Regions from separate parts of the Homo sapiens genome. Here region 1 is linked to region 2. Evidence: chromatin loops called from intact Hi-C (ENCODE). Cell type or tissue: IMR-90. All regions are shown on one strand.

Region 1 (5,000 bases), 680 kb after region 2:
AAGGATTTTAAGCCAGAGAGTGACATAAATTGGGGTGGCGGGGGTTGGTGTTTTTTGGTTTTTTGAGGCAAGGTGTCACTCCGTTTCCCAGGCTGGAGTACAGTGGTGCCATCACAGCTCACTGCAGCCTCAACATCCCGGGCTCAAGCAATCCTCCCACCTCAAACTCCTGAGTAGATGGGACTACAGGTGCGTGCCACCATGCCTGGCTAATTTTTGTTTTTTTGTTTTTTTTCTGTAGTAACAGGGTTTCGCTGTGTTGCCCAGGCTGGTCTCGAACTCCTGGACTCCAACGATCCACCCATTTCAGCCTCCCAAAGTGCTGGGATTACAGGTGTGAGCCATGCCCAGCCTGAGTTGTGTTTTATAAAGATCAATTTCGGCTGTGCGTGGTGGCTCATGCCTGTAATCCCAGCACTTTGGGAGGCTGAGGCAGGTAGATCACCTGAGGCCAAGAGTTTGAGATTAGACATGGTGAAACCCCGTCTCTACTAAAAATACAAAAATTATCCAGGCATGGTGGCACATTCCTGTAATCCCAGCTACTCAGCAGGCTGAAGCAGGAGAATCACTTGAACCTGAGAGGCAGAGGTTACAGTGAGCTGAGATTGTGCCACTGCACTCCAGCCTGGGTGACAGAGCAAGACTCCATCTCAGAGAAAAAAAAAAAATCAATCTGGTAACTGTGAAGAGTGGAATGGAGTGGAGGAGGGGACAAGAGTTGAGATAGTCACAAAAGGCCACATACTGAATGATTCCATTTATATGAAGTGTCCAGAATAGGAATCTCTGTCTCTTTCCATAGAGAAAGAAGGTAGATTTGTGGTTGTAGGGGCTAGGGAAAGGAGGGAATGGGGAGTAACTGCTACTGTGTTTCTTTGTGGGGTAATGAAAATGTTATAAAATTAGATAGTGATGAAACTCACTGAATTGTGCACTTTAAGTGGGTGAATTTCATAGAATATGAATTATATCTCAATAAAGCTATTTTTAAAAAGGCCAGGCATGGCAGCTCATGCCCATAATATCAACACTTTAGGAGGCTGAAGCAGGAGGATCACTTGAGGCCAGTTCGAGACAATCCTGGAACCATAGTGAGACCTCATCTCTACCAAAAAAAAAAAATTGTTTTAAGTTAGCCAGGCACGGTGGCACATGCCTATAGTCTTAGCTATGCAGGAGGCTGAGGTGGGAGGACTTTGAGCCTAGGACTTTGAGATTACAGGGGAGTATGGTCATGCCACTGTACTCCAGCCTAGGTGACAGAGTGACACCATGTCTCTAAAATTTAGAGAAAAAGAGTAGAGGTCCAGGGACTAGTTGGAAACTATATTAAAGTAGTCTAGGCATCTAGGCAGGAAGAACCAAGGCAGAGATACTGAGATCAAATGGAATAAGCTAGGGACATAGAGAATGAGAATTTGATGAAGCCACTTAGGCTGGATCTGAGATTTGTGGCTCAGGTAATGGAGTAGATGATTTTGCCATCTTATCAAGATCAATATGCAGTAGATCTAAGTATGATGATGAATTGGGGTTTTTTAAATTAAAAAAAAATTTTCACCCAACCTACCTGCCCTTGCCCCAGTGATGAGTTTGTTTTTGCCATGTTGTTTGTGATGCCTGTAGGAAAGCCAAGTAGTGTTTAGAGCTCATGGAAGAGTCTGGATAAGAGGCCTGTGGGTTAAGAGGCCTGTGGGTTAGGAAGCCTGTGGGTTTGGCATTCATGGGCTGCATGAAGTAAGTGGAGGACTAAGGAGATGGAAAGGGAGTGGCCAGATAGGCAGGGGGAAAACAGGGATGAGAGTGTTTCTAGGGGCAGGAGTGGTCAGCAGTGTCAGTAGCTAGTGACAAAGAGGCTGAAAGGTTTTCATTGAATTTAGAATAGGGAGGCTATGAGTGAGCTTACAGAGAATGGTTTCTACAGGTGCAGAAAATTGATCATGATCATTTGAACAAATGGAAATATAGACAACTTTGTCCAAATGCTTGGCTGTGGAAGGAAGGTAAAGGCAAGCCACAAGGGGGGGTCTTAGGTTTTGAGGATTAAGCCTGTCTAATTATATTATACATGAGAGGCAGTATTTGAGCAGGGCCTTGAAAAAGAGGTGAAATTTGGACACAGGAAAATGATTGGAAAAGGCATTACAGATAAAGTTAACTTCCATTAATTGACTTGAAGTAATAACAGTCAACCATTTATTGAGGACTTTCATGTGCCAGACAATGAACTAAGGGCTCTACATGCATTATCTCATTGATCCTTGCCCCAGCCCTTTAAGAGAGGAGGTACCATTGTTATTTCCACTTAGAGATGTGAACACTGAGGAACTGAGAGGCTACCTCACTGTGGGTGTCTGTGTGTATAGAGGTCCAGGCAGTCACAGGACAGTCTGGTCACACAGCTAGAAGGAAGTGAAGAGAGTTGGTAATGTGCTGCTTTTAAAAATGTATTTATTGTATCATGATCACTTTGTCAGTACTTCACTGTGGACATCCTCATCTAACATTTAGTTTTGTTCTCTAGTGTCAAGGGAGCCCTCTAATGGACATTTATTGCACTACAGACTTTCAGCTTTCATACATTCAAAAATTGAGTGCCTCCTGTGCCCCAAGCACCAGCTCAGATGCTGTTAGGGTGATGCAAACAAGACAGACATGGTCCCTGAGTTCCTAAAGCAAGCCTGAGGCAGGAAGAAGCCGAATGTGTGTGGAAACCCAAGAAGATGGGGAAAGTGGCATGGGAAGGGACTGGAAAGTTAGAGTGGGTCAGATTAGACAGAGCCTTGAAAGCCAGGATGAAGAGACTTTGCTTTAAGAGTAGTGGATTTTGGCCGGGCGCAGTGGTTCACGCCTGTAACCCCAGCACTTTGAGAGGCCAAGGCTGGCGGATCACGAGGTCAGGAGATCGAAACACAGTGAAACCCCATCTCTACTATAATTACAAAAAATTAGCCAGGCTTGGTGGCACGCGTCTGTAGTCCCAGCTACTGGGGAGGCTGAGGCAGGAGAGTCGCTTGAATCTGGGAGGCAGAGGTTGCAGTGAGCCGAGATCGCACTACTGCACTCCAGCCTGGGTGACAGAGTGAGACTCCGTCTCAAAAAAAAAAAAAAAAAGTAGTGGACCTTTGTTGGAGGACGTAGGTCTGATTTTGTTTTTAAAGTCACTGTGGTTGTTCTGTGTTTGGAGGATGGATTACAGGGAGGGAAACAAGAGTGCAAGAGGGGAGGAAGACCTGTTAGGAGATCAATTCAGGGTCCAGGTGAGAGATGATGGACTATGGTGCTGTAATAGATAAAGTCATGATATATTTTATATATCAGCATTTTATTCCAAAACAATGTTTGAACGTCCTCCTACCCTAGATAGGGCAGACAGATTATCTGCAACATTTTTGGAGCACATTTTAATACCTGACTGTTTCCAGTAATTTACAAAAGAAAATATAGCCTTTCCTAACTTGTCCCATGTTGGTCTGCAGTTACACAGCAGTAAGTTAAAAGTTAGTATTGGGGGTCAAATATTTCACTTTAGATGAAAGTTTAGCCACAATCTGGCTTCTGTTAGGCCTTATCTAATTTTTGCATCCAAATGTAGAGCATCGTTTGTGGCACCCAGTAGCACATGCTGAGTCACAGGTGTGACAGCTGCATTTCAAACAAGCCTGAGAAGGAGAAAGAAAGCCCTTCAGTGTGTCCTGTGGTTGCGAGGAGCCACTCACGGACTCCACCTTGTGAACACAGCGGCACAGGACGCAACACAGGCCTAACCCATGCAGGATGCTGGACTCGTTCCCTTATTCACTACCTCCTCTCTCTCCTTTTTCATGGCTTCCTTGCCCCAACATCCCAAACACACAGTGTGGTTTTTGATTCTTGGCTCTTCTCTGCTGCAGTTGACTCCAGCTCTGCCTGTTTGTTCCTTCCTTTTTCTCCATCCCTGGCTCTCTGCCTTTTGGCCCATCCTTTAAGGCTTGGAATGCTCCTGGGCTTACCTTCTTTCCATTCATTGGTGGTGTGTTTTCTCAGACATACCTGCTCCCTGCTTTCATCTTTCAACTTCTTGGGGCTGTGACAACTCTTCCCTCTTTGTCCCCTGGAAGCCAGTTCTGAGTAGCAGCCAGGCCTAGAACACTGGTGACACAGACACACTTCATAGCCCTCCCGCATGGTCTAGTTTCAGATCATGGTAATCCCTAGTCTAGGAGGCTGCCGAGCCCAAGAGCACAGGCTCTGGAGTGAGAAGCCAGTTCACCCCAGTTCTACCACCAACTTGAGAATCAGCAGAGGGCTGTGGTGAGGATTCTTGGTGGCAGGTTATGTAAAGTGCCTAGCCCAGACTGGATGATTAATAAATCCTTGCATCTGTTATGTTTTAATATCTTATTAAATACTGAAAGCAGATCCTGATTTGGAATAGGTCTCAAGAAAGGAGACTAGGGTCTAATCCTGAATTAGAGTCTTTGCTTATAGGTAACAAAGAATTTATGAATTTATCTCACATTTTTGCTTAAGAGTTCTGAATTTAAACTTCCATCAAGGTCCTGGGTCCCAGGTGTTTTCAACCTAATAATTCTAAATATTGAGTGGTTGGTTGCAGTAGCTTATGCCTATAATCCCAGCGCTTTGGGAGGCCAAGGCAGAAGGATCCCTTGACCCCAGGAATGCAAGACCAGCCTGGGCAACATAGTGAGACCTCATCTCTACAAAAAATTAAAAAGTTAGCTGGACATGGTGGCCTACACCTGTAGTCCCAGCTACTTGGGAGATTGAGATGGGAAGATTGCTTGAGCTGGGGAGGTTGAGGCTGCAGTGAGCTGTGATCATGCCACTGCATACCAGTCTGGGTGGCAGAGTAAGACTTTGTCTCAAAAAAATAAAAAAATAAAAAAAAATGCTGAGTCAAGTCTACTGCTCCTGCCAGAAGAGATGACTGAAGTGCATTACGTAGAATAATAATGGTTAAAGAAAAGCTTTGCAAAAGTTCCCAGAATATATAC
Region 2 (5,000 bases):
CCAACATGGTGAAACCACATCTCTACTAAAAATACAAAAATTAGCTGGACATGGTGGTGCGTGCCTGTAATCCCAGCTACTCAGGAGGCTGAGGCACAAGAATCACTTCAACCCCGGAGGTGCAGGTTGCAGTGAAATAGACATATATATGGCCAATTGTCTTTTGACAAAGACTTTGATATGGTTTGTCTCTGTGTCCCCACCCAAATCTCATCTTGAATTATACTCCCATAAATTCCCACATGTTGTGGGAGAGACCCGGTGGGAGAGAATTGAATCATGCGGGTAGTTACCCCCGTAATGTTTCCGTGGTAGTGAATAAGTCTCATGAGATCTCATGGTTTTATAAGGGGCTTCCGCTTTCGCTTCTCTCGTTCTCTCTTTCCACCACCATGTAAGAAGTGCCTTTCAACTTCCACCATGACTGTGAGGCCTCCCCAGCCACATGGAACTGTGAGTCCACTAAACCTATTTTTCTTCCCAGTCTCGGGTATGTCTTTATTAGCAGCGTGAAAACAGACTAATACAGATGCCAAGGCAATTCAGTGGACAAAAGATATATTTGCAACATTGGTTATTGGAACAATTGGATACCCATATGCCAAAAAGAGAAAAAAGTCAAAAAAAAAAAAAAAAAAAAAGAGAATGTCAGCCTGTACCTGACAGTGGGAAACTTGCACCATCTATAAAAATTAACTTGAAATGAGGCCAGGCATGGTGGCTCATGCCTGTAATCCCAGAATTTTGGAAGCCCAAGGTGGGCAGATTGCTTGAGTCCAGGAGTTGGAGACCAGCCTGGCCAACATGGTGAAACCACATCTCTATTAAAAATACAAAACTTAGCTGGACATGGGTGGTGCATGCCTGTAATCCCAGCTACTCAGGAGGCCAAGGCACAACAATCACTTCAACCCCAGAGTTGCAAGTTGCAGTGAGCTGAGATCCTGCCACTGCACTCCAGCCTGAGTGACAGAGCAACACTCTGTCTCAAAAAAAAAAAAAAAAAGCAAAAAGCAACTTGAAATAGATCAAAGACCTAAATGCAAGATTTAAAATTATAAAACTTTAAAAGATAAATGTACTAGTTATCTATTGTTGAGTAACAATGTTACTGCTCAACTAGAGGCACTTATTGGCAGAATTCAGTTTCTCATAGTTTTGGGACTAAGGACTTCAATATACTGCCCTCAGCTCCTAGACACCACCCACACAGTTCTTTGCCACGTGTTCCCCAACGTAATCACTTGCTTCCTCAAAGCCAGAGAGAAAGAGACCCCAGCAAGATGGGTACTAATATCTTATGTAACATAATCATGTATTCACACATAATCACACACATCCCAACAGCTTTGCCGTATTCTATGGCTTAGAAGCAAGCCACAAGTCCTGCTCACACTCAAATCCAAAAGCAATAGGAGAGTAACTGCAGAAAGTATATAGCTCTACTGCTCTGAAGGGGAGAAGTGTACATGACTATACAGATCTTTTGTGTATTTGTTTAAAAAATAGTTCTACATGGCCGGGCGCGGTGGCTCATGCCTGTAATCCCAGCACTTTGGGAGGCCGAGACGGGTGGATCACGAGGTCAGGAGATCGAGACCATCCTGGCTAACATGGTGAAACCCCATCTCTACTTAAAAATACAAAAAACTAGCTGGGCGTGGTGGCGGGCCCCTGTAGTCCCAGCTACTCGGTAGGCTGAGGCAGGAGAATGGCGTGAATCCGGGAGGCGGACCTTGCAGTGAGCCAAGATCGCTCCACTGCACTCCAGCCTGGGCAACAGAGCGAGACTCCGTCTCAAAAAAAAAAAAAAAAAAAAAGTTCTACATGGATATTCCTTGTATGCTGCCTCGTATGGCAGTTTCTTTTGCGTGTATGTTTTTATTTCCCTATTTACGCCATAAGTTCCTGAAGGATAGGAGTATATTACTTACACCTTGTCAATTCCAGGGGACCCAGCAACAGAGTCTCACATGTATTCAGTATTCAGGAAATATTTGTCTAGAGAGTCAGCTTGGCAGAATGGAAAGTGCATAGGCTTATGGAAACATGGGAAGTTAAATCAAATCCCAGCTCTTCCATTTACTAGTTAGGTAAACTACAGCATTAGTTAATATCTGCGATCTTCAGTTTCCTTATATTACCTTATAGTTTTGAGATTAAATGAGATACTGTGCATCAACTGCCTGTTTCACTAAATAATAGCAATTACTGTTATTTATAGATGAGGATAACTAGTAATAAAATATTTTAAATGAGCAAGTGTAACATTAGACAGACAATTGAAGCAGCATTCTGTGATGGGTATTTCTTAGCATGTGTTAAAACATCAGGAAACCTTTTGACAGCTGCTCCCCTGGCTAAGAACGGCCCCTTCCAGGTGTGCACCCTCTAGAGTGCCCCAGAAACAACTCTTTGCCAACTACCTTCTGCAAACCATCTTTTCACTTGAACTGACTTCCCCCAAACAAACCTGATTAATTACTGAATAAAATACACCAGGGCGTGTCCTCGGAGCACAACAATATTTCTGCCACAAGAGGGCACAATGTGACTGTGTATACTGTAGTTTCTTAACAATTACAATCCTAAAAGTTCATATTCATTACAGGATACACTGTGTTCCAGTAATTGTTTTTATTTGAATATTGTTTTTTATATACTTGAATTAATTTTATTTCTTAAGGCAAAAATAATGGAGAGCAGGAAATTTCCACAATTTCCTTGTGGAAAATTGTTCTCAGGCTATAACTGGTTAAGTACAAACATAACATCATTATTTTCTGTTTAAAATACTGTGATTCATCTGCTTTCTGGGAGTCATTTCCTGTAGGGCCTTAAGAGGCTTTCTAGCTCCAAATTACTCTACATTCCTAGTTCTTGTTATGTTTCCTGCAGGCCATCAAGTTCATGGATTTTATTATAGCCTTGCAAATTAGTAGAAAAAATTTACTAGCCCATAAATATTTTATCAGCTTCATCTTGCTCCTGGGGGCAGATTGGTAATGAAATCGCTGAAAGCACTATTATTCATAACTTACTCAGCTATAAAACTAATGATTGTTACATAACCAGTTTCTAGCTTTTTTTTCCCTCTCCTTGGGAAGAGTGTGCATGTCTAGTGGATGTGGGCATGAATGTAGCCAAATAAACCTGTTGCCCAACATCACATGCAAACCATGGTATGGATGGCAAGAGTGATACGTACACAGTCTGGTTTCATTGACAAATGGAAGTCACTCTCTGCTATGACCTGAATATTTGTGTCCCCCTCAAATTCGTATATTGAAATCCTAACCCTCAAAATGACGGTATTAAGAGGCAGAGCCGTTGGGAGGTTGTTAGGTCGTAAAAAGCCCTCATGAATGGGATTAGTGTCCCCATAAAACAGGCCCCAAGAGACCCCTCACCCCTTCCGCCTTGTGAGGTTACAGTGAGAATTTGGCCATCTATGAGGATCAAGGCCCTAACCACACACCGAACCAGCTGGCACCTTGATCTTGGGGGTACCAGCCTCCAGAACTGTGAGAAATAAATTTCTGTTGTTTGTAAGCCCCCTAGTCTATGGCATTTTGTTATGACAGCCTGAACTAAGATACCTTCCTTTGAGAAGTCCTGCTGGCAACAATACTCATCCCGTTTGAGAGAATTACTGGCCAGAACGCGCCTGTTTCCTCCTCCTCCTCCTCTTTATCCTCCAGCCACCCATTTCCCCGGACACCTAGTGGGAAACTGGGCAGAATCTTGTTACACTGTTTTACAAACATTTCTATCGCTGGGCTGGAGATGGATGTTTCTGTGCTCAGGAAGCTGGTGTGCTTCTGGTATGGTACAGTTGTCTGAGTCACTGTCCATCTGTCTCTCTTTGCAAAGTCACATGTTTCCTTGTGGTTGCCATATCCATTTCAACTAAGACTTTATGTTCCATGCCAGCCTCCACCTGGCTAAGGGGAAGTGCCCTTCCCCTTGTACTTTGGGGGTGCCTGCCTTTTTCTGGAAGAATAGCTGTGGGTCAGCATCCTTCTTCACGCATTATGTCTATGCCCCGCTCCAACTGGTCCACAACTAGAATAGGATGGCAAAATAACTATACAGTTATTAATAGTGAAAGCAAATGTGCCACACAAGAGAAGCAGCCCCCTGTAGGCAAGAGGGTGGGTGAGGACAATCATGGAGAAGAGGCAGCTTTTCCCTCCACCGTCAGCTCCCCTCCCCTCTTAGTTTAAGCTCTGAGAAAGTGTGTGGGACCCTGATCTTCCCCATTATTGAGCCCTGTCCCATAAACAAAGGGAGTCGGTGAGGATCAGTGGAGAGAGGGCAGCAGCAGGATGGGGCAGCTGAAACCAGGATTCCCGGTGGGTGAATATGCCTGAGGATGCTGAAAATTTGAACTTCAAGACAGATTTCAGGACATGTTTTCCTCATGACTGTACTGAGAGAGGTTAATAGATGTCCTGTGAAAACAGAGTTCCACAAAATGTCTTTGTCACAGGACTTCTTGGAGCCTTTAATATGCCAAAACTCTTATCTCCCAAAGGGAGGTATTATTTTAACCACAAAACTTGTTTTTGAAATAGTGTCATACAAACCTACTGTTTTGAGTTACATCTATGGGAACTATTTTTCTAATTATCTAATTTGGACCAACTATTCTAAAAGCAACAATCACAATGTGTTTTTCCCTTATTAAATAAGAGCAAAATGTGTTTAGTTATGTGTGATGCAGAATAAGACGGAGGAGTACTTTGGGGAGGGTTGTTGGGGGATTGGAGGTGGCATTGTCACTATAGATTTGCAAATTCCTAGAGTCTCTGTGAAGGGTACAAAGCTTGTCTGTTATCCAGGTATATATTTATTTCAACATGTAACACCCAGTGAATTCTTCTTGCCCACTGCCCAGATAAAGCCGACTTACCAAGGCAGGGGAATTGCAATAGAGGAAGAGTTTAATACACATAGAGCCAGCTACATAGGAGACCAAAGTTTTATTATTACTCAAA

What was found. Hi-C counts contacts between places; a loop is a spot of excess contacts. Peaks named below come from ENCODE experiments on the same cell type or tissue, not always from the same donor. Only the 100,000 strongest peaks of a DNase experiment are listed, where the experiment ranks them.
Region 1: it touches region 2 in a loop (11-fold over the local background); 29 of 110 quality-filtered maps call a loop at or near these places.

The regions. Positions count from the first base shown.
Region 1 is chr6:111,207,923-111,212,922 of GRCh38, forward strand. The region is part of intron 4 of SLC16A10 (solute carrier family 16 member 10); the gene reads left to right. Among named protein-coding and RNA genes, the nearest start is that of SLC60A2-DT, 49 kb to the right of the region's middle. In IMR-90, a CTCF peak has its summit at 2,538 (motif pointing left); no DNase peak of the experiment used is centred here.
Region 2 is chr6:110,525,712-110,530,711 of GRCh38, forward strand. It overlaps LOC105377940 (a long non-coding RNA gene), which reads right to left. Exons shown (of 7, transcript XR_007059703.1): 7 at 4,971-5,000. Among named protein-coding and RNA genes, the nearest start is that of SLC22A16, 52 kb to the left of the region's middle. In IMR-90, a CTCF peak has its summit at 2,540 (motif pointing right); DNase peaks (open chromatin) are centred at 2,820 and 3,840; H3K27ac peaks cover 1,410 bases.